2 separate regions of the Homo sapiens genome follow, and region 2 is linked to region 1. The links are chromatin loops, found by intact Hi-C in ENCODE. Cell type or tissue: mammary epithelial cell. All regions are shown on one strand. Links, peaks and the distances in the headings refer to the core of each region. The heading gives the core; the rest is flanking DNA.

The links. Hi-C counts contacts between places; a loop is a spot of excess contacts. Peaks named below come from ENCODE experiments on the same cell type or tissue, not always from the same donor. Only the 100,000 strongest peaks of a DNase experiment are listed, where the experiment ranks them.
Region 2: it touches region 1 in a loop (2.8-fold over the local background); 14 of 110 quality-filtered maps call a loop at or near these places.

What each region holds. Positions count from the first base shown.
Region 1 is chr12:81,639,847-81,655,662 of GRCh38, forward strand. All of the region lies in intron 4 of PPFIA2 (PPFI scaffold protein A2), which reads right to left. Among named protein-coding and RNA genes, the nearest start is that of PPFIA2, 110 kb to the right of the region's middle. In mammary epithelial cell, for the core only: a CTCF peak has its summit at 4,881 (motif pointing right); no DNase peak of the experiment used is centred there.
Region 2 is chr12:81,789,968-81,805,783 of GRCh38, forward strand. No RefSeq gene overlaps it. Among named protein-coding and RNA genes, the nearest start is that of PPFIA2, 39 kb to the left of the region's middle. In mammary epithelial cell, for the core only: a CTCF peak has its summit at 7,311 (motif pointing left); no DNase peak of the experiment used is centred there.

The sequences.
Region 1 (15,816 bases), core at 361-8,360:
TCTGCCCTATGGTGAGCCATACAGGAAAGAATCTCCATTTAAGAAGCAAAACACATCACCCTAATAAAATGAATATAAGTTTGCTTTTGAAGGCAGCAGAAGATGCCAAAATTTCTTATATAAATTGAAATTATTATTTATACCTGCTAGTGCTACGTGTATACTCACTTATGAGGAAGGAGTGTTAGTTTTTGAAATATTTGAAGTTTCGGAAAACTTAGCTGTATTTAATGACCCTCAAATATGAGTATGATTATACATAAACATGTGTGTATATGTATCTAAATTTAATGTCTGTGTAACATTTGAAGGACTATCATAAAATTTTGGAGTGATTTATATTATGAATCCTGCATCTTATTGTTATTCAGTGAAAATACTCCCTGAAGAGTTCTTTACCTATACGATACATTGCAATGTGATAATCAAACACAGAAAGCAGGAGATACAAAAGAAGTCTGTAGAGGAATAAGATTCTAACAGTTGGTGATGATAGGAGTGACTAGAAACAGGATGAGCCAAAACTCAGAACGACAAACAACAACAAAATATCGTCTTATCCTACGTATCTAATCACACTTGCCAAATAATCATAATTTAATTTTCAAAATTCCTCAATATTTAGTTTTGGCTGCTTGCTCTTTTCCTTGCACAGACTTTTGCTCCATATTTTCTTTATTCACAACTTTTCAACTATCTTCTTGATATGGGGATCTTTATCTATGACTTCTATCTAAAACTCCAGTTTAAATTTTCTAGTGCCCCATCATCCATTTCCATTGACAGTACAATTAAACTTTGTCGAAAACAGAATTAATTTCAAGCGAGTTTTTCCTTCTGAGATGTGCTTTTGTTATAACCAGGATACTATTCACAATACTACCAAGAAAATATAAATCCTAAAAATAATAAACTCATGCCATTTTGAGCCCCTAGAACATTAAGTACATAGTTATTTATTTTGCTTGCATTATTTCATAATGCTCCTAATCACCCAATGAGCTAGCAACCATCATTTACAGTTTTTTTTTGCAAATGAAGAAACACATGAGACCTTAAAAAAAATTAAGTTGTTTGCATAAGCCTAGTTTTTAGGGAAGGGAATTGGTGATAAAATGAAATCGATTCTTTATTGATACATAATTGCACATATTTATAGGATACATGTGGTATTTTTATACATGTACATAATGTGTAATGCTCAAATCAGGGCAATTAAGGATATCCATAACCTCAAACGCTTTTCATTTCTTTGTGTTGGGAACATTTCAAATCTTCTCTTCCAGCTATTTTGAAATATATAACAGGTGTTAAATATAGTCTGGAATGGGTTTTAATCAAGGTCAACTTCACCGCAAGTATTTAACCACATAAATTTTATTATTTCTCATTAACTAAGTCACCTAGTTAAAATAATTTAACTAGGCTTTTCTCCCTTTGTCACTTATTTCATAGATTCCAAATCTCATTGATTATTATCTCACCATATGTAGCATTTCCACTTCCATGGCCACAATTCAGATTACAGCAAATTACAAAAGTGACCACAGTTCTTTACTGATCTGCCCATTGCCAAGGTACGCACACCTTGAATCTAACCTGTCCGGTGATTGACTGTGGCCCAAAGAATGCCCCAGAAGTGAGGCTGTATGAGTTCTGAATCTGTGTCTCAATAGATTTTCATGCCACTGCTCTCAGTCTGGAGCCACGGGCCACTGCTGCCTATTGAAGACACCTGGTCCAGCCTGTTGGGGGATGAAGGACCCCACAATATGATGAGTCGTCTCAGCTGAACCATTTTAGAACAGCCAGGTTCCTTGATCTGACAACTGACCACAGTCATATAAACAAGCCCAGCCAAGTTCACCTGAGCCTTGCCCACATCAGCAGAACTGCCCTGTAGAGCCAACCTCAAATTCCCACCCCATAGAATCATAGGTGAAATGAATATTTACTATTTTAAAACACTAAGTGTCTAAGGAGAACTAAGTGTCAGGGTGTCTTATTATGCATCAAAGTGTAGCTTATCCATTCAGGAAAACTCTGCTCTAGTCAAACTGAACTTCTTACTATTCTCCCACTTTTGTACTTGCATACTATATTTTAACACTTTCATATTCTTGCATTCATGTGTTACTGATTAAATTCATTGAATATTTTATCCTATCATATGACACAATTCTAGTTATCCAAGGCTTGCAGTATCAAATAATGGAGATGATTTCAATGATTTATATCATTGTTATATATATGTAGATATATACATGTATAGATAGGTGATAGATAAATGTATTGATATTTCAACTATATGATTTCAATTATATATATTTTATCTCAAAGACTCTGTTATAATAAGACTTATACACATATATACACACAAAAGCTTACATATCTGAAAGTTAAAGAGGTAAAACAAAAAAGTAGGAAAAATAGCAGATTAGCTCCAGTTATAGAACAACTTCTATGCAGAGTTATGTAAGATTTTATGCAGTTATTTTATCTCTCTGGCCTTAGCTTTTACATCTGTCAGAAAACTTATCACCCTCCTATGTTCCTATTTGTAACAAAAGAATTTTCTTGGAATGTTAATAATAATGTTAATAAAAACTGAAAATATATGCAGTTCCTTCCATGTTGCAACTATTGTACTAAAGAATGCTGTGTAATGTCCTTAGTACAGTGTTACAATAAGGGACAATGGATATAAAACAAGCATTGCCCCTTATTATAAAAGTATAATAATATATGTAATATATATATACACACACATAATAGATACTATATATCTATTATATACATACATGTATGTATCTATTATATACATACATGTATGTATCTATTATATACATACATGTATATGTATGTATGTATTATATACATACATGTATATGTATGTATGTATTATATACATACATGTATATGTATGTATGTATTATATACATACATGTATATGTATGTATGTATTACATACATGTATATGTATGTATGTATTACATACATATATAACATGTATTACATATGTGTTGTAAGAATGAAATGAACATATTTATGTTATATACACACAAATGTAAAAAATGTGTATATATAACATATGTAATAATATATGTAATATACACACATATATAAATTATATATCTCTTATGTGTATATAATATATATTTTATATAGTGTATATATCTATGACATTTATTATTACATGTTATATATACACGTATATATTTTACATATATGTTATATGTGTATATATATTTCATAAATATATTCATTTTATTCTTAAAACATATATATCCAAATTACTTAAAATATCATTATAAAAATAAAATATACTATCATTCAACACTCAATTCAGTTGGTTAAAAGTCAAAGGGATTATGATTTGAAACTCATTCAGAATAACTGTCACATATCTCTCTGAAGGATAGGTTTTCAATAGACATCAAGAAACTGAAAAATAAACACCAAAGACCCCTCAACCACTAAAATACTTTTGCAGACACCTTCCCTATAATTTCTATTAATTATCCTGCATAATGATTTCTAGTAATTACACAAAGTCCAATAAGTCTACAGCTTCTAGTTCTTTAGACTCTGGAATACTTTCATTAGATGCAACAAATTATGAATGAAAATAAGTCGAAGTAGAATGTTTACTTGAATTACATTTGGTAATAAGAATAGAGAGATAAATATTGTTATAACCAATCAATCCTGGTGGGCAGGATTATTTGAGTTATGGATCTTGGGAAAAAATAACGATATACAGGTTGGATGATGTGACAGTGAGATGGTTTCTTATCAGACTGAGTAACTGAATTTGGAGTCACCTGAAGGTAGGTTATCAAAATCAGGTGGGGAAAATCTGGCTCAACAAAATCCCATGTTTAAAACAATATATAATTTCATTATAAAATATTTTATTATTCTGCGATTTTGTCGTAGAAGAGTGATATGACTTGAGGTCTTCAAGTAGTAAGGTAATTTGGCATTCTAAAGCATAGAGTGATTTTAAAAGAGATAAAATCAATGTTCCTTTTCTGTTTGGGGAAGGGCTGTTTTCCAGTTCTGAGCTTCCCATTAAAAGAGGAATAGCAACAAACTTTTCCCCAATTTTCGAAAGCAAACTGAGATGAATTGATGTCAAATGGGAAACATTTAAAAGAACCAGCACCTTGACCAACAAAAATGTCAAGTTTTTTTGAATTAAATTCCATAAAATGTTATGTGCATTAAACATATGCTGTTAAAAATACAGATAATACACCACAGAAAGATTCTATAAAAATAATCATTTTTAAGGATACAGTAGTGTGTTGTATTATACCTTTTACATTATGATAAAATTTACTTTTGCTAGATAATCTATACCTCAGTATGGGTAAATGATGCATTACTATATTCTATTGTCTGAAAATCCATCAAGACTCACTCAGGCAAATAGAAATGATGTTTACATGAATATAGCTATCACATCGCTGGTTATATGTAAGTTGGTGAACACACTAAATATATCCCCTTAAGTTTGGATTCCTTATTTTTAAAATAAAGCTTTTCTAGATTAGGTCATATTCATAGTTCCTGATAGCTCTGTTATTTTAAGCTAAATCTTAGTTCTAAGATAATTAATACTTATAAAAAAGTAATCATTAGCAAGTACAATATTGCAGACTTGTATTGAGTCATAACATGAAAAACTGACAAAATTTTCAAATTCTATTTTCTACCTTTTTAGTTTTTTCTTCAGAAGTAGTATGGTGCTTTCTTTCTATACTAATTTAAAATAAATAAACTGTCAGTAATTTAAAACATTATTATTCTGTTAATATTTGTTTTCCATTTTCTGTAACATGGTTAAGCATGTGTTCCCACAAGGTGGTGCTCTTTATTTAAAAATTACAACAGGAAGCAGTTTTGTTCTATGTAAGCATAGTGCTCAATGATGATACAGATTGAGCATGATTTTAAGTCGCTAAATGAGCAGTGAAAATGCATTTATTACTGAAAACTTATTTTCATTTGATTTTTATTTTTTAAATGCTAAAAGTATAAAACATTTTGGTAGCAATTTCAGTTATTAAGAATTTAGAGGTTTTAAAAGTTCAGAAAATGCATAGTAGCCATAAACAAAAACACAAAGGGAGGAATAGTAAAAATAAAATTTTGGCTGGAACAGAAATTCTTCTCTGGAAATAAAGAAAAGCTAGAATATAACATAGAAATACTATATTTAAACCTTCTAATATTAAACTAAGTACAGAGGAGTCATATACTAAGCACACTTTTTTAACCTGAATTTAGGTATTCAGAAGGAAAAGGAAATAAAGAAAGAGAGATAAAGGGAAAGAGAGAAGGAAGGAAGGAAGGAAGGAGAAGAAAGAGAAAGAAGGAACTTTTAAAAAGAAATTGAATAGTGGTATTAATTTTACTCATCATATTTTTCAAATATTATATTTCCTGACTGTCTGGTCCCTCAGTTCCTTCAAGACTCATACAGTTTTACATCTCACCCTGCTGAGGCCCAACTTAATGTTCAATATTTTACATGATTTGCTTACACCACCCCTCAGCATAAACCAAATTATTTTTCTGGTAACCACCTAAAGGAAGAATAATATGCACCAATACTGAAAAAAAATAGATAAGAGTTTTATTTCTACTTCGGATGTAAAAAGTGTGAAGGGAATATTGATCCCAGGCTAAAAATGAGAAAGAGGTAGGTAATTCTGAAAAGTATTATTTTTTTCTTAAACATTCAGAAAGCTGAGTACTTAAGACGTCCCTCTGAGATGAACAAAATTCCAAAGGTTGACAAGTTCCTTTGAGGAAAGACAGGACACACAAACTGTTTAATTATCAGCAGAACATGGAGCCAAGTGAAAGCAGCCATAAAAGTGGGTAGTAGGGAGGCAAGTAACATTTTAAAAATTCTTAAGACCTAGCGTGGGCTATCATGAGAAGTCAGAATTCCTGAGGGCACCATTCCAAGGGAAGTCTGCACCTGCTTGGACACCAGCTCTTTTACAAGAGGGGTTCAGCTACTCCTGGAGACAGGTAGGAAAAGAGAACAAGACAATCTGCTGCTAGAGGAAGGGCAAGATCCTGTCTAGCATCCAACATTTAGTCCTGCTTTGATAACCAAAGCCATCTGCCCATGGGAGAGAGACAGGAAACCCTTCCATAAGACGCAGGCAAAGATTGGCTGCACTGGCAAAGAGACAGGAGACACTCTTACCCCTTCCTCCTAGGCCAAGGTCAGCTGCCATGAAGAAAGGTATAGAAGTCTTACTCCTCCAACCAGCCCTTTACAGTAGGAAAAGCCATCTGCTACTGAGGGAGGAGTAAGACACCAACTTAATTCCAGAATTCTACAATGATATAGTATATTGCTACAGGGGAAAGGCAGGAAATCAGCCTGTAGAAACACCCAATCATTCAAGGCAGAGGTCAGCTGTCTTGAAGGAGGGCTAGAAAACTTGATTGCACCCTAGACCCTCTAGAGAACAGGAAGGGAAATGAAGAAAGACCCAGTGCTGAGGTTTGGTGCAGAGAGCCAGCATAAGACTGGGGCTGGAGGAGAACTATGAAGTTCCAATCTCCCCTTTCCTTTGCTCCTACCATGAGACTGGCAGTAAGTAGGAAGCCACAATAGTCTATTGCTAGGGAAGGCACAGGAATGCAAAGAGAAAGCCCTCACTCCTCTTTCAACACAGTCATGCAAAGTCTTCTGAAAGTTAAAAATGGAAGAGGAACATTTTGACAAACCCTCTGACATTGCAATACTCATACAAATTATAACATAGGCGCAGTCCATAAAAGGAAGAATTTTAAGCCTGTGTTTCACTGAATGTGTCCATAGTGACACTAAAGCCCAAATCAAGCTCAACTACTTTCTGCTAACTCAAACTCCAAGTTACTGGCCTGTGAGATAAAGGGGAGTGGACATTCAGGAATACAAATATTTACCTCAGTGTCTTCTGTGTTTTTTAACCAATGCAATGTTTGGTATGGAAGGAAGGAGGGAAGGAATGAAAGAAGGAAGGGAAGGAGATGAAGGTGGGGGGAGGGAAGCAGGGAGAAAAGGAGGAAGGAAAAAAAGTTCTAGTGTAAAGCAACAAAATAGTCCATAGAACCAGAAACATAGAAATTCAGGATGATGACACTTTCAGGCAGAGATATGAAATTAAAAATTATGGATAATTTGAAGGAACTGGTTAAAAAAAAAGGGGGGGGGAGCGTGTATAAACAAATGGGGAATTTCAACACAAATTTGGAAACTATAAATAAAAGAATCAAATACAAATACCAGAAATTAAAAATTAATTATCAGAGATTTAAACATTCCCTTAATTGGGCTTAGTAGCAGACCAGACATAGTAGAGGAAAGATCAGTGAACTTGAAAATGGGTTAATAGGAGTTATCCACACTGAAGCATATTGAGAAACAAAATGGAAAAACAGAAAACAGAACATCTAAAAGCTGTAAGACAGTATCAAATGGTCTTATATGCAAATATATTTTCCAAAAATAATGAAAAAAGAACAAATCATACATTCAAAAAGTTCAGAGAATTCTAAGAATGATAAGAGGAAAAGCGTAACCAGAAAAATCGTAGTAAAATTATTAAAAACCAAATATGGCTGGGTGCGGTGGCTCACGCCTGTAATCCCAGCACTTTGGGAGGTCGAGGTGAGCAGATCACGAGGTCAGGAGATCGAGACCATCCTGGCTAACATGGTGAAACCCTGTCTCTACTAAAAGTACAAAAAATTAGCCGGGCGTGGTGGCGGGTGCTTGTAGTCCCAGCTACTCAGGAGGCTGAGGCAGGAGAATGGCGTGAACCGGGGTGGTGGAGCTTGCAGTGAGCCAAGATCGTGCCACTACACTCCAGCCTGGTCAACAGAGCAAGACTCTGTCTCAAATATATATATATATATAATATACATATAATATAATATATATTATATATACTATAAAATATATAGTATATATAATATATAATATAATATATAACATATATAATATAATATATATTATATATATATAAAATCTTGAAGACATCATCAAGAGAAAAAGAGGAACTATGATTAAAAATTAAAGGAGGCTTCTTGTCAGAAGCATTGAAAGCTAGAAGACAAGGGAGCAACACTTAACCAAAAGGAAAAAAAAAACTCAATCTAGAACTCTATAAATATAGAATATAATTTTATCCAGAATTACAGAAAAAGTATAATATCTCATGACCCATTATGTTTTAGTAAAGGAGTAAGGTTAGTTCAACAACTGAAATCAATGTATACAATTCACTGGAAAAGAAAAATCACATTATTTTCTCAATCAATAAAAAGCAAGAAAGACAAATTAATAAAATTAAAATCAATTCATACATACAAAAAAACTTTTAGAAAACTAGGAATAGAAAAGAACTTGCTCAGTTTAAAAGGGGAAAATTATTAAAATGAAATGAAACACAACAAAGTATAAAATTTCACAGCTGACATTCATCTATGTAAAAAAAGCTATTAGAACTAATAGTGTATACAGTAAGATTGCATGATACAAAGTTAATATAAAAAATCAATAGTAAGTTGATACACTATCAACAAAAAATGGAAATTAAAATATTAAAACAATTTTGAGAAAATTTTAAAAGACCTAAATAAATGAGAGGATATTCCATATTCATGGATCAGGAGATTAAATATGGGTAAGATATCAATTCTCCTTAAATTGATTTATATATCCTATGTAATCTCGGTGACTCTCATGCAGGGTTTTTTCTTTTTTTGTTTATGTAGAAATTGACAAGCTGATTCTAAAATTTACTCAGAACGTGAAGGCCTTTATTAAGTAAAACAATAAGGAAAAATAAGAACAAAATTGTAGCTCTTTCAAGGATTAGTATAAAATTGCAGTAATAATGACTCTATTATTGGCAAAAAGATAGACTTACAGATCAATGGAAAAGAAGAGAGTCCAAAACAGACCAAAACATATATGGTCACTTGATTTTGGCAAAATACTATGGTAATTTAAGGAAGAAATCATAGTTTTTTTTTAAAGAAATATAACTAGAACAATTGGCTAGCCATATGAGAAAAAATATTTACATGCCATACACAAAAATTAATCATTCACAGATCATAAGTCTAAATGTGAGAGCTAAATTCATAGATTCTAAAAGAAAAAGCAGGACAAAATCTTTGTCACCTTTATTTAGAGAAAAATTTCTATATAGGCCTCAAAAACAAGGAAAAAAATAAATTGGACTTAATCAAAATTAAAATTGCTCTTTGAAAGGCACTGTTAGAATAAATAAAAAGGCATGCAACAGATTCAGATAAAATATTTATAAAACACATATCTGATAATGGCTTTGTCCACTCACTACATAAAAGAACTCTGAAACCTCCATAACAAGAAGATTAAAAAGTAACTTTAATGGGCATATAGACAGCCAATAAATGCATGACCACATGTTCAATGTCATTACTTAACAAGAAATGGAAAGTGCAAACTGAATAAGATATGACATATCCACTAAAATGACTAAAATTAGGAGTGACAATACCAAGTGCTGCTGAGGTTGTGGATCAATTTAGAATTCTCATACATTATTGTTGATGATGCCAAATGACATTTCATTTTGGCAAATGTATGCCATTTTCTTACAAAGTTAAATATGCACTCATTGGAAAACATAGAAATTCTACTTGTAGGTATCTGCTCAAGAGGTTTTAATATATATTTGAATATTTAGAGCAGATTTGTTCATAATATCTGAAAATTAGAAATGGCCTTAATATCTATCAAATGGCAACTGGATAAACAAACTGCGGTATATGTATATAACAGAAAACTATTCAACAATAAAGAGGAACTATTTTACACTACTGATACCGCAAAACCATAGAAGAATCTTAAAAGCATTGTGCTAAGTGAAATAAGTCATATTGTGTGATTCCTTTGATATAAAATTCCAGAATTGTCAAAACTATCATGACAAAAAGTAGATCAATGGTTGATATGGTATTAGTGTCAGTATAGTCTGACTCAAAAGGGGCCCAGGGAAATTTTTAGGGCCATGGGAATGTTCCATATATTGATTGTCATGGTGATTAAAGAACTACATACATTTTTCAAAACTAATCAAATTATGTTTTTGTTTTTGTTTTTTTTTTTTCCTGAGACGGAGTCTTGCTCTGTTGCCCAGGCTGGAGTGCAGTGGTGCGATCTTGGCTCACTGCAAGCTCCGCCTTCCAGATTCACGCCATTCTCCTGCCTCAGCCTCCCCAGTAGCTGGGACTACAGGCGCCCGCCACTGCACCCAGCTAATTTTTTGTATTTTTAGTAGAGACGGGGCTTCACCGGGTTAGCCAGGATGGTCTCGATCTCCTGACCTCGTGATCTGCCCACCTCGGCCTCCCAAAGTGCTGGGATTACAGGCGTGAGCCACCGAGCCCAGCAAAATTGTGTATTTTTAAAAATGTGGATTGTACTCTTTCTCTATTGTACCTGAGTAAAAAAATTAAATATACCGGATAACTTGTACTATTAGTCTTTAACATGCCTTCTTTCTAAAGGATTTTCAAAAATAATTTGAGTATTTTTCATTTTTTTCTTAAGGCTTTCAAATAAAATCCCTAATGCATAAGAGCAAATCTACCATGTATAGACTTATATCCTATAGGAAATAAGAGAAAGAGAATGTTCTGGAGCAAGGGAATGAAATTAAATGTATAATTTAGGGAGGTAAAACTAGATTAGTTTAGGGAGGTAAAACTAGATTGCTGAGGTTGCAGGGTAGGCACGGGTTGAAGTTTAGAAACCTATGCAATATTTCTCAAATAATCAATTTTTTCCTCTTTAATTCCAAGTGGAAGATTAAGAATCAAAAGAAATATTTGGCCTGAAGCCAGAGATTTTAGATTTAGCTACCTGCAGTGGAAGCTATGATTGTTCTTGACCACCGTAAAAATGTAGGTAGGAACGAAGAGAAACATATGGCCAAAGACTGAATTTCAAGACAAGCTCACTGAATACAGTGGGAGAAAGGAGTCTCCAGGCAGAAATAGAACAGTTTTAAATTCTACGGAGAGGGCAAGAGAAGTGAAGAATGAAATTAGGTCACTGGATTCAATTATTACAGATACAGATATAATTTTCAAGCATTCTGTTTTAGATGGAGGTTAAAAATCTTTTCACATAAAATGGAGGGAATCATAGTTGAGAGACTGTAGTAGGAGATATAATGTACTAATTTGAGGAATCTGGCTATATAGTAAAGCTGTAGACCCCAACTGGGAGGATATTATAGTTTCATAAAAGGATCTTCAGCATAGGGGACATTCCAAAGCAGAGAAAAGTGAGTTAATGGAAAGGAAGAGACTGCTGGAGGGAAAAGGAATATCTGAAGGTTTAAGTTCCCCCAAGGAGCTGGGAGATAAATGAGAGCAGTAACATGGGTAAAAACCAAGAGAGATGGAAAAACTGTTCTAATCTATTAAGATGTAAAACAGAGATTTATTCTTCCTGCAGGCAGAAACATTAACAAAACTTTTTTTTTCAAAAAAATTTGAGTAAATAGTTGAAAGTCAATGTATCTGTATTGTATTACACTTACATGACCAAAACTTAAACATGCTATTTTCTTTTTGTCTTTTCTTTTCTTACTACTCTCTCTTTCCCTCTACTTGACTCTTTCCCTCAAGGTCAGCTTCTGATGTAATGATTCAAAATTGTGTTACTTCAGTGGTGTTATGACTGAATGCTACAAGAGTCTTAAAGTCTTCATTATAGTTACCAAAAGATTATCACAAATCCTCACATAACAGTGAAATGCAAGTTTATTCTTACAGATGAGAAAACTGATGCTCTGTGAGAATAAGTGGCTTGTCTAAAATCAAAGAGCTCATAAGTGATAAAATTGGAATTAAACTCTTGGGTCATTTCTTAGGACTTCATTCCTATCTCACATAACCACAATATTCAAGAAATATTATCTGTTTTGTTCTTTCCTTTGGTATTATTGGCTTTTGAAGATAGCATCCCCTTGTGATTAATTACAAAGAGGAGTTTCCACAGTTGACAGTTTTGACCAGCCAAAAGAAAACTAGTGATCTTAATTCCATTTCTGCCAATAACAAGATGCGACCGTAGGCAGGTTATTTGCTCTTTCTGAACGTTGATTTCTTTATTTGTAAAGTAAGGTATACAGTTATACAGTCTGTAAGATCTTTTCTAGTTCTACATTTCTATGAGTCTAAAAGTAGGATGACTGTGAAAGACCAGTTCTACCTTGGAGATGAGCCAAATTTGAAATTGGCTATTTGTTTATAGCCTTCTTCACTCTTCACTTGGATTTTACATATAAATGCTATTTTTAAAAAGTCATACTAGATAAACTGGCTGCAAAATTTAAAACAGAATACCATTGAGGTTTTCGGCTCATGAAGCTATAAAAAGCAGTGTGAACTATAATTGTGGCCTTACAAAGTTATCATTGGCGATTTGCTTCAGAATTTCATTTCCATCTCATCTTACATAGTAAAAAAAACAACACAAAGACTAAAGACCCAGAAATCTCAGAGAGCTACTCAGAATGTATTGCTGAGGAAAATTTTCCCTAAGATATTAATTAGGTAGAAAGTCCTGAATGCAGTCATTTGACTAATTAATCCTCATTTACATAAAAATAAATCAGTTATATCAATTACTGTGGGGCAATAGAATGTGGTTCCCCACCTCCCCGTCTTTCCTTCTGTAATATAAGATTCATACATTTTCTTCCTGACAGCTAGTTATTTAGTGTCCTTTACTGCACATTTTTCCTCTAATTTGCTTCATTGTTGGTTTGGTCTTAGATTTCTTTCCTCCCATCTTTCTACTTGCTCTTTGTAGATGGTCTCACTATTCCCATATCATTATATATTATTTACATACTGTTATCCCTGAAATTTACATCTCAATCCATATGAAGAATTCACCTACGCCAAACTAAAGAACATTGCCCTTTTCTTCCCACTCCCAACCCCACCCAAATCTTTCTTATGTTCTCTGTTTTGGTAAATGTCATGAGCATCTATCCAGTAGTTCCCCAGACTTAGGAGCCATCTTTAATTTTCCTCAATATACGAATCCAACCCATCAGCAAGTCCCCAATTCTAACTTCATAATATATCTCAACCCAATTCACTTCCCTACTGCTATGACCCTAAACCAAACTCCCACCACTTACCTGAACTCCTGTATTAGCCTAGCCCTTTACCAGATTCTTTTTGGTTCAGTCCTTGTTCTATTTCACTTAATTTTAAGAGCAACCAGCATAATATTTTTAAAACATAAATCTTGTCATGTAATTCCATAGTACTTCCACTTCCATCATTTTCCATAGTACTTGGAATAAAATCCAGACTCCTACAGGACCTAGCATGATTAGCTGTTGCCTCTCACTCCAATACCATTTTATGCCACTTTGCCTTTAGCTCACTACATTTCTGTCACAGTTAGATCCTTTGTTCCTTGTCTTAGTATCTTAGTGGTGCTGTAGCAAATTACCACAAATGGATCCCAGACATCCAAAACCAAGTTGTCAGTAGATTTGTTTCCTTCTAAAAGCTCCAAAAGAGGATCTCTTCCATGCCTCCCTCCCAGATTCTGGTGGTTGTTAGCAATCCTTGGCATTCCATAGATTGTAGAGGTATCACTCCAATCTCTGTCTCCATTTCAGATGGCATTCTCCTGCACCAGTCATTAGATTTAGGGCCCAACCTAAATCCAGGTTGATTTCAAGATCTTTAACTAATGGCATCTATAAAAATCATATTACCAAATAAGGTCACATTCTGAGGTTCTAGGTGGATATAAATTTTGAGGGGACAATATTTAACCCACTGCATTTCTTCTGCTATTTCATCTCCCTGATCTTCAGATGGTCCATCTTCTGAAAATCACTTCCTCAGAGAAGTCTTCCTTGATTTCCTTCCTTTCTTCATCATAGCTCCCTGCTGTTTCCTTCACAATGCCAGCCAAACAAGTATCATTTCAGTGGCATAGTTTGTATATAATATATGTATATGTGAATACATACTAAATATAGATATGAGTAAACATATAAATATAGTAATATGTGCGTATAAGTGTATATACTTTGTGTTATCAGCTAAGAATATGGGAACATTTCTTAATTTAACTGTCATGGCATATACTCAAAAAAAGCCAGTAAACAACTGGAGTATTCAAGGAATGGAAAAAAATTAAAAAAAAATCATCTGTAGAATGAAAAGTACTAGCGAAGAAGAAAAAAATTTAAAAAATCTGTGGATTTAAAAAATAATAATAAAATGAGAAAATAATGTAAATGTAAAGAAAAGATACAGAGTGATAACACCTTGTATTATATAAGATGTTGAAAAAAACATCTATTTTATACTGATTTTTTTTCTTAGGCTGAGAGATAGTAAGTCCCAATATTAACAAATGTAAAATAAACAAAACATAATTGTAAGTAAAAACTGCGAGACACTTGATCACTATTTTAAAAGCCTACTAACATAAAATCCTAACTAATTACTATCAACGATGTATGGATCTTGGTGATTTGTTTATAGAATTAAATTTCTGCACAGAAGAACAAAACAAAAAGAATTGCTTCATAAGTCTTCCTCCTAGCATGTTTTTCTGGCTATATAATGAGTATATAGACCTAGCATTTATGGAATAAACCCAACTATCTCCTGAGGTCATATTCTGTGTATTGCTTCATTTAATTAACTAATTATAAAATAAACATGAGCTCCAAAGGAGACCGTAAGCTCCAGATCAGAAAGCAGCCACACCAGCACCTTAATTGCAGTCCATTAAACACTAAGCAGAGGATTCATCTAAGATGTTCCCAGACTTCTGACTCCCAGAAACTGAGATTGTTATTTTAAGTCATTAAGGTTGCGTCAATTTGTTACGCAGCAATAGAAAATGAATACACCTAATAAAACAACTTGGGAAGCGCTTCTTCTTTTTAACTGTCTGTTAGAGCTTTTAATAGGTGGTATAATTCCTTCCTTAAATGATTGTAGAATTCACTGGTGAAGCCATTTGGTCCTGAAGTTTTCTTTGTGAGAGGAGATTTTTAATTGAAGATTTTTTCTTTTATGTGAAGTATCACCTGAATTTTTTATTTCTTGAATTAACTTGGTTGAAGTGTGTTTTTCTAGGAATTTGTCCATTTCATCCACAATTTTAGATTCATCAGTATAAATTCTGTTGAAAATATCGTCTTATCTTTGATTGTCTGTAGGACCTATAGTGATATACTCTTACTGAGTTCTGCTATTGTTTATCTGCACCTTCTCACTTGTTTATTTGATGAACCCGCCAGAGAGTTGTCAATGTTAATTTTCCCCCAAAAATCAACTTTTGCCTTTATCCTCTATATTAAATATTCCAATATATTTTATTAATTTCTGCTACTAACACCATTATTTTTTTCTATATATTTTAGGTTTTATTTACTTGTTTTTCCCTAGGTTCTTAGATTAAATGTTTATATAATTGATTTTTAGCCTTTATTTTTCTAATACATATTTTTAAAAATATATTATAAATTTCTCTCTAAGTTGGGTTTTAACTGCCTTCCACATGTGTCAATATGTAGTATCTCAAAATGAATCAAAAAAATTCTTATTTGTACTTGAATTATTTTTTGGCCAATGGGTTAATTAGAAGTGTCTATCTTGTTTTCCAAAAATTTTAGCACTTTTTAGTTATTATTTTTAAAATTTTCATGTTTAGTGTTAACTACTAGCTGAACTCTGCTGTTAAAA
Region 2 (15,816 bases), core at 3,464-11,463, 150 kb after region 1:
AGAATTATTCTGACCACCTTTTTTGTATTCCCATCATTCATCTAAAATGATTTGACAATAGAGACATTCTTAAAATTCTTTTTCCTTTTTTTTTTTTTCACTCTTGTTGCCCAGGCTGGAGTGCAATGGGGTGAGCTCGGCTCACTGCAACCTCCGCCTCCCGGATTCAAGCGATACACCTGCCTCAGCCTCCCAAGTAGCTGGGATTACAGGCATGCACCACCATGCCCAAGTAATTTTGTATTTTTAGTAGAGACAGGGTTTCTCCCTGTTGGTCAGGCTGGTCTCGAACTCTCGACCTCAGGTGATCCGCCCACCTCAGCCTCCCAAAGTGCTGGGATTACAGGTGTGAGCCACTGCACCTGGCCTCTTTTTTCAATTTAATACACAGAGATTGCAACTTTTGAGAAAATGAAATACATATTTAAAGTATATATTTGGAAATATAGGAAAGAGCCAATAGAAACTTACTGAAAATATGTATCACTGCACTTTGATAATTATAAAGTATTATGCAAATATAGAATAATACAGCTATTATTTTTACTCTGTTGGGCATTAGAATATATATCTTTTCTATATCTGTGAATGTAGGAGGCCTTGAGTCGGGGGAGGGCTAGGGTGTTAGAAGGGAGCAAATCCTGAGGTTCTTTCTGTGGATATTATATATCCTTTGTGAAACAGCCTGGATAAAGCTGCGTATACCCTTTCTCAGCTCTGCAGCTAAGCTACAGGCTTCAATTGCCACAGCTTCTTTGGTCCTGTTTTATTAAATTCAACACTAGCACCAGGGTGTGAAGTGGCTAGGGAAATAATTTGGAAAGATTCTTATTCATAGCTCCAATTGGTTTTCTCTGGATTAATAAGCAGCTCAATGCAATTTAATTTATTTCAAATCAATGATGCTACCTATCTATCTATGGAAAAACATTATGCTTATCTCTGTTTAGCATTTGGTGAGCGAATTACCTATTTGTGCTGCTTGCTCCCTTCAGTCCTTAAGTGCTTTTAATTCCAATGTGAACAGCATTATCTGTCTGTACAATTCCAGCTTGTTGTTAAATTTTTGCAATAGCTTTCTAACCTCCAATAGCCACTCCTGGTGTATTGCAGCAACTGCTGTTAAGGGGAACTGCCTAAGACAATGATTTCACTGTGGTGCTTTTGGCTGAGAAAAGGGCACTAGTTTATGAATGGTACTGAATCTTTCACTTGGCTTCTAAAATTCTCTAGCACTGATTATCCTGATTAATCATTTGGAAAAATTATATACTAATATATTGAATTATTTTCTTTGTTCCATATATCTCCCATTATATACCAAGCTACTTAAGGAAAGAGATTGTAGATTTTTCTTTTGATTTCTAGCTATCATTTAAATCATGCCTGCTATGTTCTAAGAACATTATCTCTAATTACACAGCACCTTACGCTAAGTATTATTATCATTATCTTATATAAGGGAAACTAAGTCACAGAGAAGTACATGACTTGTCTAATTCCACTTTTCTGAGTAAGTGGCAAAGCCAGGATTCAAACCCTTGGCTACAAAGCCCTCTACCCCCACAGCACAACATACTGCCTCCTAGTAATCTGTATTAGTGTTGACGATATTTGATGTCAAAATAAACATTATCAACAAGAGGATGAAAGAAAAACTACCGAGTTTGCTGCTGCTTTCTCTGTTTGCTTTATTTGCTTGATTATTAGAGCAAGGTAGGAGAAGCAAAGACAAGAATCGAGACAGATGGCAGGAAAAACATTCAGCAGAACTGTGCACACTGCATATTGCTCTTATGTGACACATTTCCCATAATTCAGTAAAATATACAGAACAAGTATTAATAATAATAAGCTTGCTGAACTTACACACCAATTTATAAGGAAATTGAGGAGAAATAAGAACAAAGATAATTGTCACCTAATCATTGTCTCCAGGCTAATGGAAGAAGTAAAAAAATCTTGAAGCCATCTTCCTTGAATGCAGAATAACTTTTCCAACAGGAGATACCAATGCTTATCAGGAATTTTAGGTTGTGGTTTTTTTTTTTTTTTTTCCATAGACACATGGAAGGCAGCATGTATAAAGAATTTCCCTGAAGTCCTCGGTTCATACTGTATAATAGAGGTGCTCAAAACACATTTCCTACATGTTTATAGAGCATTGTGCCTGATTTCCTGTGTAATCCATTAGGAAAAAAAAAATCCTTAATCCCACTTGCAATAGGGTAGAATTTTCTTTTTCTTTTCTTTTTTTTTTTTTTGAGAGGGAGTCTTGCTGTGTCGCCCAGGCTGGAATGCAGTGACTCCATCCTGGGAGTCACTGACAGCATCTCAGCTCACTGCAACCACCGCCTTCCAGATTCAAGCAATTTTCCTGCCTCAGCCTCCTGAGTAGCTGGGATTACAGGCATGCGCCACCATGCCTGGCTAATTTTTTTGGTTTTTGTATTTTTAGTAGAGACGGGGTTTCACAATGCTGGACAGGCTGTTCTTGAACTCCTGACCTCATGATCCACCCACCTCGGCCTCCCAAAGTGCTGGGATTACAGGCGTGAGCCACCGTGCCTGTCCTCTTTTTCTTTTTCCTGCTGGAACGTGGTAGACAAAAATTCCTCTATTTAAAAAATAACTCCTTTATTATTCAACTTCTATACTACCTAATCAGCCCTTGACAGCCAGCCAAAGGCAAAAATTAATTTTTTGGTTAGAAGATCCCACACAGAATAAGTTATCTGTCATTTTACAAAATGTCTGAGTTAACAACATCTAAAGTTCTTGATTTTGAAAACCTTTGTTGAAAGTCTAAACAAAGTATTACATCAGCACTCTACTTTTGACACTCAAAATCTCTGTGTCAATCATCTTACCCCTTCTCCACCTGCAGGGGCATTGGCACTCTTTCTAATTAGATTAGTTCTCACCCATGATAATAACAACGTGGACAACCTTTGTGAATGTAAATGTTACGTGAATTTTGCATGCAGTCAAAATTGTAGAAGTCTTGAAATTCTTTTTATAGAAATTTTATTCTAATGTCTTTCTTTTGTCAGGGCAGGATTGGTTTTATTCTAAGGTCTTTCTTTTGTCAGGGCAGGATTGGTTTGTCAAGAATAGTAGTCTAGTGAATTTTATTACTTTCTAACACTACAGGAGAGAAAACAGAGAATGAAGCAGGAGAAGAAAATCTAGTGGTATACGGCAATAAATACAGTTTTTGAATGTGAGTAATATCACCAGTAGTATCCTTCTGAGGGTGCAGTATTCGTTTTTTTTTTCAGTAATACATGTCAACATTTAAGGCAGGCAATTATCAATATTACTATCAATTCTTACCAGTATTCATTTTTCTGGAAACAATAAAAACTAGATTCCCCCAGCCAAATTATGTTAGTGAGAGGAAAAACCAAGGGCATGGCTAAAATATGTCAAATAAAACAAAACCTACTTTGTAAACACAAGATGGCAATTTACTCTCTCTATTATTAATGTAAATCTAAACAATAACATCAATTTGTTGTAGCAAAAAGAGAAAAATGACTAACCCAGTTTGGATATATTCTGGCATAATTCTTACATGGCCACAATTTAGAGAATTATAGCATGTTGAAAATATGATATCACTTTATTTATTCTAATAAATATATTGCTGCAAGACTATATCAACTTCTGAAATAAAAGGCACATAGAAAATTTAAATAAATGTTATTAAAGTGAGAAAAAACAGTTAAAATAATTGGGCTAACTTTTCGTTGTAAAGTATGATATCATAAAGAATAATAAATGATTTTTCTATAATTAACTGAAAATGCACTTGAAAATTGCACTGTGTAGATATGTTAGAATTGTGGATTTCACAGATGTGATGGGGTCCTCATGATCACGTTTGTACTTACTTGTGCCCATCATGCATCATCTTCAGAAATTTTTGCACATTTTCCCCTAAATTAGATACAATTCTAGGAAGCAACAGCTTGCAATGTAGACTTTATTGGGAGATTCACTGTAGCCATACAGCAGAAATTAATAAAAATCTAAGCACTTTCTGTTCCACCCTTTTCACCTAACTTTCTCTTTCCTACAGGCATCTCCAACATTTAAAGCTACAGCTTTTCAAACTCTAGAACCTGTCAGCCAGCCTTCATTGTTTCATGGTTTCTTTTTATAACATAATTCAGTTATCCATCGACCTCCAGAGTCTTGCAAATTTCCTCATTCTTATCAGCCAGCTCAGCAAATAAAGCATGTTCCTTATTGCGGCTTGAAACAGTAAATATTTTTATATTACAAATAAGCCATTTTAACTTACATATAAAATAATTATCTGAAAACAAAAATGTTTAAGCATTTGAACAGGAGAGAAAAATGAATTTATAGGACAGATTTATAGAAATTTATGGGCACAGATTGGTTAAACAAAAAATAAAAACAAAAACAGAACAAAACAAAAACCTCAGAAATACTGATGAATGAGATATAAAATTTCTTACAGGAATCTTTATTAAGTTCTGCTGCATGGTAGCAATGTTTCCACATCTTCAATAAATTTTAATAACATTTATTTATAAAAAAAGATTTAAAGAATATAAAGCCAAGCTTCAGATAGATGATATTTGTAATATTTATTTCTAAAAGATAACTGATGTTCAGAATATTTTAAAATTCAAAAAAAAAAAAATCTACCAAGAAAATGATAGATGACCCTTTTAGAAAAGGAGACTAATGACAAAACATCTCTCCACAAAAGAGGAAATTACAAATGGCCTTTAAGAATATGAAGAGCTGTTGCATATTCCAAATGATCAGGGAAAAGCAGATTAACAATGAGATACTATCTTACACTCAAAAGCATGGCTTAGATAGCCAACAATGAAAAGTGTTGGTGAGGGCAAGGAATATAACTTCAACTCTCAAACACTGATGATGATGCATAAACTGTTATAATCTCCTTGGAAAACTGGCAGTATCTAACAAGCTGACTATAGTCAGCTATACCTTGCATCTCCACTGTTCCACTCTAAAGTATACACATAAAATTAAAAAGTGAACAGAAATTTGTAATGTGAGATTAGTGCTACATATTCAAAGCAGCACTCTTAATAAGAACTCTAAATTGGAAACAACTCAACCATCAGCAGTAGAAAGGTAAACAATGTTACATCCTTAAAATGGAGAACTGCACATCAATGAAAAAGAACAAATCACTACTGATACTGACAGGAGGCAGCCAAATGCCTAGGCAGACAGGGGCGGGTCCCCAGTGAAACCTCACCACCAAGCCAAAGACAGTTTAAAGCCTGAAAATCAAGCTACAAGTTAAACCCTTGGACTGAATTGAGAACTTCTCCTCTTTCCTCTGATTGATCTCCACCCTTCACCTATTTTACATATACCTACTCTTTCCTAATTGGTTTTCTACACTGTCATGTACATCTTTGAGTGGTTTATTCGCTTTAACCCTTTTTGCATACTCACAAACCAGTCAGCACACACACACCCCATTCTGAGCCCATAAAAGACCCCAGATCCAGCCATAGAGGGGGACTTTCCCATCTTTGGGTAGGGGATTCCCTCCCGTACCATGCTGCATCCCGTCTCTGCTGAGAGCTGTTCTGTCACTCAATAAAATTTTTCTCGGCCCTCCTCACCCTTCAGTGTCCAGCATATCCTCATTCTTCTTGGGCACAGTACAAGAGTTCGGGAACTGCCAAATGCAGGTACAAGCTATAACACAGGTGAGCTGGGGCACGCCAGCATGGCTAAGTGAGGCCTGGGCAGGGCATCACTGACCAGGGGTTTCTGGCTTGCAAAGTGATCAAGAAGAAATAACCTGCATCAGTGCTACATACAACATGGATAAATCTCAGTTGTGCTGTGTTGATCGAAATAATCCAGGCACAAAACAACACGTACTATATGTATGAGTCCATTCCTATAAAATGCAAAAAAATTGACAAACCTAGTTCATGATTATGCAATTCAGAATAGTAATTACCTGTGGAGAGGCAACGCTAGGAGGAGGCATGAGAGAGGCTTCTCGAGACACCGGGTCTCTCATATTCTGATACAGGTAGTAGTTATAAAAATGTGTTTACCTTTTAATAGTAAATCAGGCAGTATAGTATGACTTGCTTTCTTTTATATGTACAATATAGTTTGGTTTTAAAAGGTTCAAAAATTTATTTAATAATCTTTTACATTTCTTTCCAATCTTGTCATTCCAGCAAAACCAAATATAAAGTCTGCTGCCTTGGTTTTCTGTGTCGAAGACATATGCATATCAATTTATTCACTTGTTGCTGTGAGCCCTATCTGAAAATTTACATTTGGCTGTGTTTATCTATGCTCTCATATTAATCTGACTTTATAAGTAATTGTAAAGGAAACAGTAGAGTCTTTTTTATTTCATTTTATTTTTCTTGCTTTTGTGAAGGATGATGAGCATAGTAACACATAAGCACATCGGAGTGTGTCCTAGCTATAAAACACAATGGTATAACTGGAGGAATGTTAAATATTACATATTTAAAACCATTAAATTAAAGATTAAAAAATTACCCACAAAGAAAAAGTGTAAGGCTACTTCTGTCTTTAATATTTGTGGCTAATTTGCAAATTTTAGGATGGATGCATCAAAGAATCAAGATGTATCAAAATCCCATTTTGTTTTATTAAAAATATTGGGATGTGGGAGAGAAGGTCAGGGCAATTATGGAAAATCGATACACTATTATTGGTCATTTATTCTGCAAAATCATAGTTAACCTCTACTAAAACCTTTCTTGAGGGGGCCACCCCTGTGGTACAGTAAGCCTATGTCTATGTTCATTAAGGAGTCCCCACTGCCAAAGAATCCTACTATAGGACAAATATACCATAGTACTTTCAAAGCAAACTCACTTGTAAGTGGATATTCACATTTTGAAAGTATACTTTGAAAAATTAGAAAGCAGAAAAATTAGATTGATGCTTTCTCTCCACCACCATCACATTAAGAAATCCAAACCCAGTTTTTCATTTTAAGAAGATCTTAGGAAGAGTTTAAAGAGCTGTGTAAGGCAGATGAGGCACTAATATACCTTTTATACACAATTGTTTTGGTTTTATCTGAGGCATTGCAAAAAGCTGTAAAACTCACACGACCCAAAACAACCAAAAGCTCCTCAGCTCTAACAGTGTGAGAGATCTCATTATTCCTTGAGACCCTGAAGACTTACCAGTTGCCTAGAGCCGCCCATGAAAATGAGAACTGTTCTAATAAAAGAAGCACCTAATGTATGTTTTTCCTTCAAACTATTAAACCCAAATCCCCCTAGTGGCAAAAGAAGGCTAAGTACCCTAACAGTATGTGGAGGTATATATTAAATTGGCCCTGCCAAGGGACAACATTTCTTTGTATCATCATGTTTTACCAAAAATTTGTAATTTGGAAATATTCTACTGTACAGCATATCCCTGTTTCTTTAAATATGCACCGTTTTAAGTTACTTAAAATTTACTTACCAAAAATTCAAAGCACATATTTTAAATTAAGCGCAAACTGATGCTATAAAAAAGGTATCCCATGTGTTTCAGATTCTGATGTTACCTACTCAATTTTGATTCCTCCCTTCTGTCTTCCAACACAACTCTGACTTTGTTTGTAGTAGCCATGTGCCAATTAAACATATTCACTTACCCCAGTCCTTCTCCCAGTTGGGGAAAGCCATGCAACCGATTTTCGTTTCATGTGCTATAAGAAGTAATTTAACAGTTGGGAACTCTGAATAAGTTATTATTTTCCTGAAAAACAGAAAGTGGGAAGGGAATGAGCTGTCATCATCTTTTTGTTGCTCTTTCCCTCTTTCCTGCGTGGAGCATTGACATGAGGCCTGGAGAAGGAACAGTCACTTTGAGCTGAGGATTCTTGGACATCTGTACATAACGAATAACCTGGTAAGAATCTAGAAGTACCTTGAGTGTCACCAGCATGTGACTGCCCACATCTAATGCTGCTCAACGCAACTTCCTGCAATATTGTGTGCCACCCGATACAGTAGCCACTAGCCACATACAGAGCAGTTGAAATGCAGCTAGTGAGACTGAGGAATAAATGCTGAATGTATTTTTAAATTTAAATTTAAATAGTCACATGTGGCTAGTGGTCACTATATTAGATGGCACAATTACACCTATACCACTATTTGGTTAAACTAGATAGGCAAGTTTCTTTAACGAGTAACCGATGGCAGTCCTAATTAAACATAAAGTGTTTAAGTAGCTTCAAGTTCTCTCTTAGCCTCTTGTCACACACACCTACTCTGAAAACCTTTCCCTTAAAACACTATCAGATCACACCTTAGTGGGTTTGAACTACAGATAACTGAGAATCTCTTTACAGGGGGACGCAAGACGGAGCAGGAAAATAGAAACATGAGGTACTGAAGAAAGATTGATTAACCACAGGTAAGCGTGGATACCTGGGGAGAAGCTGCTTCTTCCTGAAAGCAATCAAGCTTTTCCATCTGCATTTCGCAGGCAGCCGGCAGCCAGACAATGCAGAAAGTGGGTGTTTCTGGCTGGTTCAGCCTTTCCTTCTCAAAGAAAACTGGGCCTCTGCTTCCCCTCAAGGGATATGTCAAATCCTACACATTATGCCGCTCTGATTTTTCTCACTTCCTGTCCAGATATAATACCTCTTCTGACTTGGGCTTTGCTTTATATTGGGGCAGAAGAGGACATTGAGTAGACAGAAAGCCTAGAATGATGATAAATAAAACCACATACTTTCAATTTCTTCTCATTTCCCAATTATTTACCTGGAACAAAGGAAGAACAGGGACCAACATAACAATCACCCAGAAGGAGCAGAAGGCTAACTTTGGAAAAATGAGAGGATTAACTACTGCTGCCATCCTGTAAGCAAGGAACATAGTATCAGAAAGTCCTATCTTTGAAGACAATGAAGAGAAGGATCTGTTTCTGGGCATCCCAGCCATAACCGTAAATATGACATCTGTGAACACAAAGTAAACATCACTGCGGTGATCAGTTTCACCCTAGGCTGCTAAGGGAGACACAGCCCAATAGTTTTCTACAGGTAACTTGTTAGGAACTCTTCATTTTAAAACAACAACAGCAACAACAACAAAACCCTTACTGTATCTGTGAAATGGATCATTACTGTCTTCCATTTTAAACATACAGACCTCCCCCAACATGTTACCCCGGTCACATGTAGTGACCTGAAGAGTATTTTGCTGCTGTAGTGACTGTGTCTGTCTGCCTTCCTGACCCATCCTGTGGCAGTCATCTATGTAACTGCCTGTCTTCCTTTTGTAGTTGCTTATTTTCAATCACAGGGTTCCTTCTTATATACTCACTGTGTAAAAAATATTAGGGCATAAAAACATTTTTAAAGTATTTTTTCTTTATTTTTAAACTTTTTTAAAGCATAGGCTATGGCAAACAGTCACAAGTAGACTTATGAGAGTGTGTTTTTTTGCTTTTCAACAAATAGAACTCTGGACCTGGCCATTTCAGTGAAGCATACAACTAGAGGAAATTAAATAGATGAAGAAAAACCCAGCACTCTCTAATATGTAAATTCTAAATTACTTAATGATATACTGCAATTTAAATTACACTGTAAATGAAATGATACTAGGTAGATAAAATAGACACAAGGAATATATAAAAGCCAAAAAGAAATTTAGATAATTAAATGATTTGCTATAAAGCCTTCCTTAGCTGTGAAGTGAAGAGCAGCTCAGTTGACACCTATTAGCCACTTAATACATAATGATAATGAAGTCTTATTTAGCACTTACTATGTGCCAGGCACTGCTAACCACTTTATATTTATTGTCTCAATTACTCCTCTTAATTGTTATAAAAGTGAACATAATCAAGGTAACATTTTATTAGATTTATGAAGAATTTATACGATATCATAGTTCACCAAAAATATATTTCATATTAGTTTATAATTATTATTTATGAATAATAGTAACCCCCAATGAGACAGTGGGCATATTAGAATTTTAAACTATAAGCACATAAGATTAACATCCTTATATCCACTTTGGGCTCTACCACTGATGTATCATGTTTTCAGCTATGGACAAGTCTTTGAAACTACCTGTAACAATTTGCCCTGTAAGTTATGAGAAATTGTCTGTACTGGTAATTGCACAACCATGTTTGCATGAGGAGGAAGAAACAAAGTAGAAAATACTCTTGAACAAAAAGTTGTTGATTCAAGATAAGAAGCACTGGACTTTATTATGTGCGGTTCTTAAAAATAACTGAAGTAGAAGAAGAAATACAAAATAATTCAGTCCTTTTTCAGAGCTAGCGTAACTTTTGTCTGGCTTCTCATGAAGAAACGCATAGCAACGAAGAAGGAGTGGATGGAAACTATGGAGCAAAACAGTAAGAGAAGAAAATCGAATTAGAAACAACTTAAAACCACTTATTATGTGTCTCACAATTGCTTCACAGTGCTGGTTTCTGCAAAGAGAAAGAGATACAGAAATAGTACAAAGCCTGAAGACAAGGGAACGGAAAGATCTTTTCCGTTAACTTCCCTGAAATCATGTGCTACAAAACAGGCATTTTCAGGAAGAGGGGTGGATGTGATGTGCCACAAGTGTATAAATTTTCCAAGTTTGTGTGATAGTAGAATTTTTAAACAAGTTTGTGGCTTTTGTCTTATGTTGATGACTAACAGTTCCCAATGATAGACTCATTCACCTCCAATACTCAAATTACTCATGAAATCACAAGCATATAAATTTCCAGGGCTGTAGAAGAGAGAGTACTGATTGTGATTTGCCACATTCTGGGAATAATTTCCTCTGCTACACACAGATGTGCCAGATTCAGCAAATACTCTGACCTGCCCCATATTTTGAGAAGTAAACCAAACACAGCCACATAGGAAGATCACGAGTATAAGGTTCTGGTACAGTCCCACTGTACAGTGACCTCAGAAAGACAGGATTTGCACCAAAACAGTGAACCTGCTTTCTTCAGTTTCATGTCATTACTAGCCCCCTCTGTGCTTTTAGCATTTGACCTAGAGGCTAAGCACTCAGTAATGTAGCTTGCCCCAGTGAGAACATTTCCAAATAAGGAAGCCAGCCCTGGGATAGGAACGCCACTGTAAACTGGGGCAGTGATTCTGAGGCTGGCAAATGAAATACCGTTTATTTCCAAATGTTCAGGGGAAAAAATTCCAGCCTTCAGAGTTGAAAGAACAGGCAAAAACGAGAAGGATAAGAGATCATTCCTTAATCTTGCAGAACTGCATTAGCTAAAGGCTGCCAGAAAATGGAAATTTGGCAAAGACTTTGCACATTGAACTGTCCTCAAGCTGAAGATCTGAGAGGGGTGTTCTGGCAGCATCCAGGTGTACCGTGAGAGATTACAAAGGGAAAACACACATCTTATCTGTGCTGCACAGCAAACTACTGGAAGAGAGCACTTATTATTCCAGAGTAAGGAAACCGGCAGGGGTATTGAGCCGTGGAAGTGGCCTTAGGCTAATGAAAAGACTACATAAACATAATGGGGACATTCCCTTAAAAATATACCAGAAAGTTTACTCTAGAAATATAGCACCACTGGAGATGTAAGAAGATGTCAGACAGCATTTACTATGTGTTATCACTAAAATATAAGAAAAAAATATGCTATCTGAACTAAGAGGAAGAGAAAAAAAGGAGGAAAAATAAAACAGGCAAGATCAGCATGATGATAACTATACAGCATTTAGAGCTTGAAAATTTGGGTTTAATCCAGTCTCCGCCATACCGCGTATCAACTCCATGATGCAGTTCACCATTTATCTTTATAGGATCATCAGTTTCCTCACAGACAATGACGGAAACTAAAATAATGCTAACATTTACAAAAATAGTACAAAAATGCAAAATGAAAAGGACAGGATAATACCTATTAGAGGTTTAAAAGGTCTAAAAAAAGCGACAAGAGAAGATCTATATATAACAGAGTTAAAATAGTTAACATTTTTAGCTTTCTGAGAAAAGATAAATTTATATCCTAACCTTATTATTCTATAATAATACCAAGAAGTTTGAAGAATTATATGTGAGGTATATAACTGCAAAAGGGTTAGATGGCTTAAAAGTAAACATGTGAATGTGATTACGGGGAAGGAGAAAAGCCAAAAATAAAAAGATAATTTATAACGGGAAAATGTACATTTTATTATATGTATTAGACATAATTACCTATTAAAAACAACAAAACCACCATAAACAAATTTAAAAGCAAAAACTAACCAAGGGAAATGCAATAATATGTCAGAGTCAAAAAGATGTTTTAATCTATGAAGAGTGCCCACAAATCAATTGCTAAAATCCCACTAATATCTCCAATTTTTTAAAAAAATATATATACTAGTAGAAAATTCATAGAATAAATATAAATGGCTAAGAAACAATAGTTTTCAATCTCATTTTAATGTAATTATGTAAATTAACACTTTATATTACCTATCAAATTCTCAAAGATTAAAGAATGATAATGTGGGTGAAAATACACAAATTTGGCACTCATTCCTGCTTTTTTCTGGGAAGCAATTTCATCTCATGTCCTAAAAAAAAAATTTAAAAATATTACATACCCTTTGGACCTAGTGTGTCCCTTCCTAGTATTCTATCTATTTAGAGGCAATAAAAAAGATTAATGCACTGATCTATTCATTGTGCCATTACTTTTAATAGCCAGATATTAGAAACAACTTACATGTTTAACGTTTGGAAAGGGATTTAATGCATATCGGCACATCCACCTGCTGTTTGGGTGATGAGATTTGGCAAAGATTTAAGTCCTGATCTTCTCCCTTCTTATGTCTTACTTTTTCTAAACTATTTAACTTAGCTTTTGTTTCTTCAAATTCACAATGGGATTAATAACATCCATCCTAGGATATTTTTGTTGAGAGCAAATATTAATATGATTATAATTTTAAAGTGAGATGTGCTTAAGAAAAGTTATCAACATAATGTTTATCTGAATCCAATTGTATAAATTGGTCTGAACATTTCTGAAGAAAATTTGTATATAAAATTTAGACTATTATTTGTTTCTTCTGGTCTTGATTCTGCATTCATTGTTCCTCCCCTGTATCTAACCTAAATTTAGAGCTTGAATTCTGTAAACTGAGCCCCATCAGGTGTTTGGCTGGGAGTCATCATCACAAACAAAGCAACTTTCTAAAATGTAGAAACAAACTTGCACACAAGTGGAAATAGGAATTTTCCCCAGGGAAGCATGCAGAATTACAGAAGCCCCTTTATCACCAAGTACTGTTTGAGTGAGTTGAGTAAAGAGGCCATCTAACAGGGATTTTTTTTCCCTGTTGGTTTATGAGAGCTGGGCATCACTGTTTGGCATGAATAGTGTAGTGACAAAAGGGATATGACAGGCTGGAAGACACAGAAACACAACATCAGCTTATCCAGGTTTTCTCTACCCACCTGTAAACAAACATGACTCCACAACTGAAAGAGTGAGACTCTCAAATGTGGAAGATAGGTTAGTGAAAGCAATTCTTTAATAAATAATATGAAGAATTTATGTTTACTCAGACTGTAAGTGATAGGAATGACTCTTCAAATTTTCATTTATTAACTAATTCAGTTGCTCCTATTAATACCATTTTATACAGGAATAAACTGAGACACAGAGCTGACAAATGACTTATCCAAGGCCATACACCTAATGTTTGGCTAAGCCATGACCATGTTAATAATAATAATAACAACGACTAGTAGGCACTCTTGAATGTTTACTATGCACTAGGCTCTGTATTGAGTACCTTACAAAACTTACCTTCTTAAATTTCTACATAACAAATTCTGATATATATGCACTATATGGGCTGAGTATCCCTAATCCAAAATTCTTAGGACCAGGAATGTTTTGAATTTCAGATTTTCTTTTCAGATTTGGGAATATTTAAATATGAATAATGAGGTACTTTGGAAATGGTACCCAAGTTTAAACAAAAAATAAATTTATGTTTTATGTACACCTTATACACAGAGCCTAAAGACAATTCTATGCAATATTTTAATCGCTTTTTGCATGAAACAAAGTTTGTGTACATTCAACCATCAGAAAGCAAAAGTGTCACTATCTCAGCCACCCATGTCGACAATCTGTGGTTGATTGGTATCACCATTACCCTTGACTCTGAATTTTTATGCTATTGAAAAGCAATAATGTTATTACACTTAATCACACATAAGTGTCATAAGCACTTAGCAGTAAAAAATAAGACACACCATTAATACAGTGAGAAAATAATGTGTTCAGGGTAACTAAGCAGTGCAGTAGCATCACAAGAATAGCAGCTGTTAACACCAACAACAAACAACGGCAGGCTTTCAGCCTCTACCTACGATGCTGTGTTTTGATTAAAAGGCTACCACATATTGTATTTTATTGTTTTAGGTGAGTGGAAACATCAGAAGGAGTTGAAGGACCGGGAAGTGAGTCTTCTAGGGATGTCTAGCATTCTACTGGGTAGCTTTTTAAAATGTGTCATCTGCCACATTAACAAGAGTTTTTGTCTTAGAATTCTCTTTTGATTTTATAAAATGACATGATTTCTTAACCTGTTATAAAGGCACACTGCTCTAGTCCTTCAATAAGCTCATCACACATTATAGGCACTTTTCTTTGCAGTGTTAACAATGTCATCTTCATCATCACTATTATCATGATCACTTTGATTCAGAACCATTTTAGCAATTTCACCATCAGCCAATGAAAGAACAACTGGAGCTTTATTATTGATGTTAAAAACTTCAATATTCACTTCTTCCAGCTTACTGAGGGACCCTGTAGGTATATTTTTTTGCATATCTGAAGAGGTCAGACAGCATTTTTTTTCTCACTTGAAATATGGAATCCTTCAAAGTCACCACCTTATTCATCATCATCACTGAACATAGTCACAAACCAGAGATTGTGTTAGGCCTGCACACAACTGTGTCTTTAGTCACCGTGTTCCAAATGTTTGCAGCAGCCTATACAGCCCCTTATATGCTAAACTCATTTTGAAAAAATCTTCCACATCCATGCCTCTGTTTACTGCTGCTAGCATGCTGTTCAATAAAGCATTTTTATATTTAATCTTTATAGACTTAAGCATACCCTGGTAACACGACTGAATTAATGGAGTCATATTTGAGAAAAAATACATAGCATAAACATTATTTTGGGTGAGAATTTTAGACAATGAGCAGAATAGTTGCTAAGGAGTAAGAAAATTTTGCAGTCATCATCAAATCCAGCTTCCTTGCAGTAAGCATGAGCCACTGGTACAGAATGTTTATAAAACCAATCAGAAAAGATGTTCACAGTGATCCATGCCTTTTTATGAGCATAATAATTAGACTGGTAAGAAATTGAGTTCTTGGAAACAGTAAGGATGCAAGTATTGGCCTATCATAGCAAGTTTACATTTGTGCATGCCTGCCGCATTAGCACATCCAAGCACAGTTATTCTGTCATTGGCATTAATTCTAGTAGGGTCTGTTTCCTTAGCTATAGCTAGTGTCTTTTTGGGAAATAATGCCAAAACAGTTGATGTTTCGTCAGCATCATACACTTGTTCCATCATCAGATTTTCATCAGCAATGATGTTCAACTTATTAATGAATTGCTCTACTTCTTTGTGATCAGCAGATGCTTTATCATCAGAAATCTTTAAAAATTTAATGTCATGCATTTTCTTAAATTTCTGCATCTACCCTCTTGAATTTTCACAGTTCACTTTAGTTTTCAGTTCATTGTGGT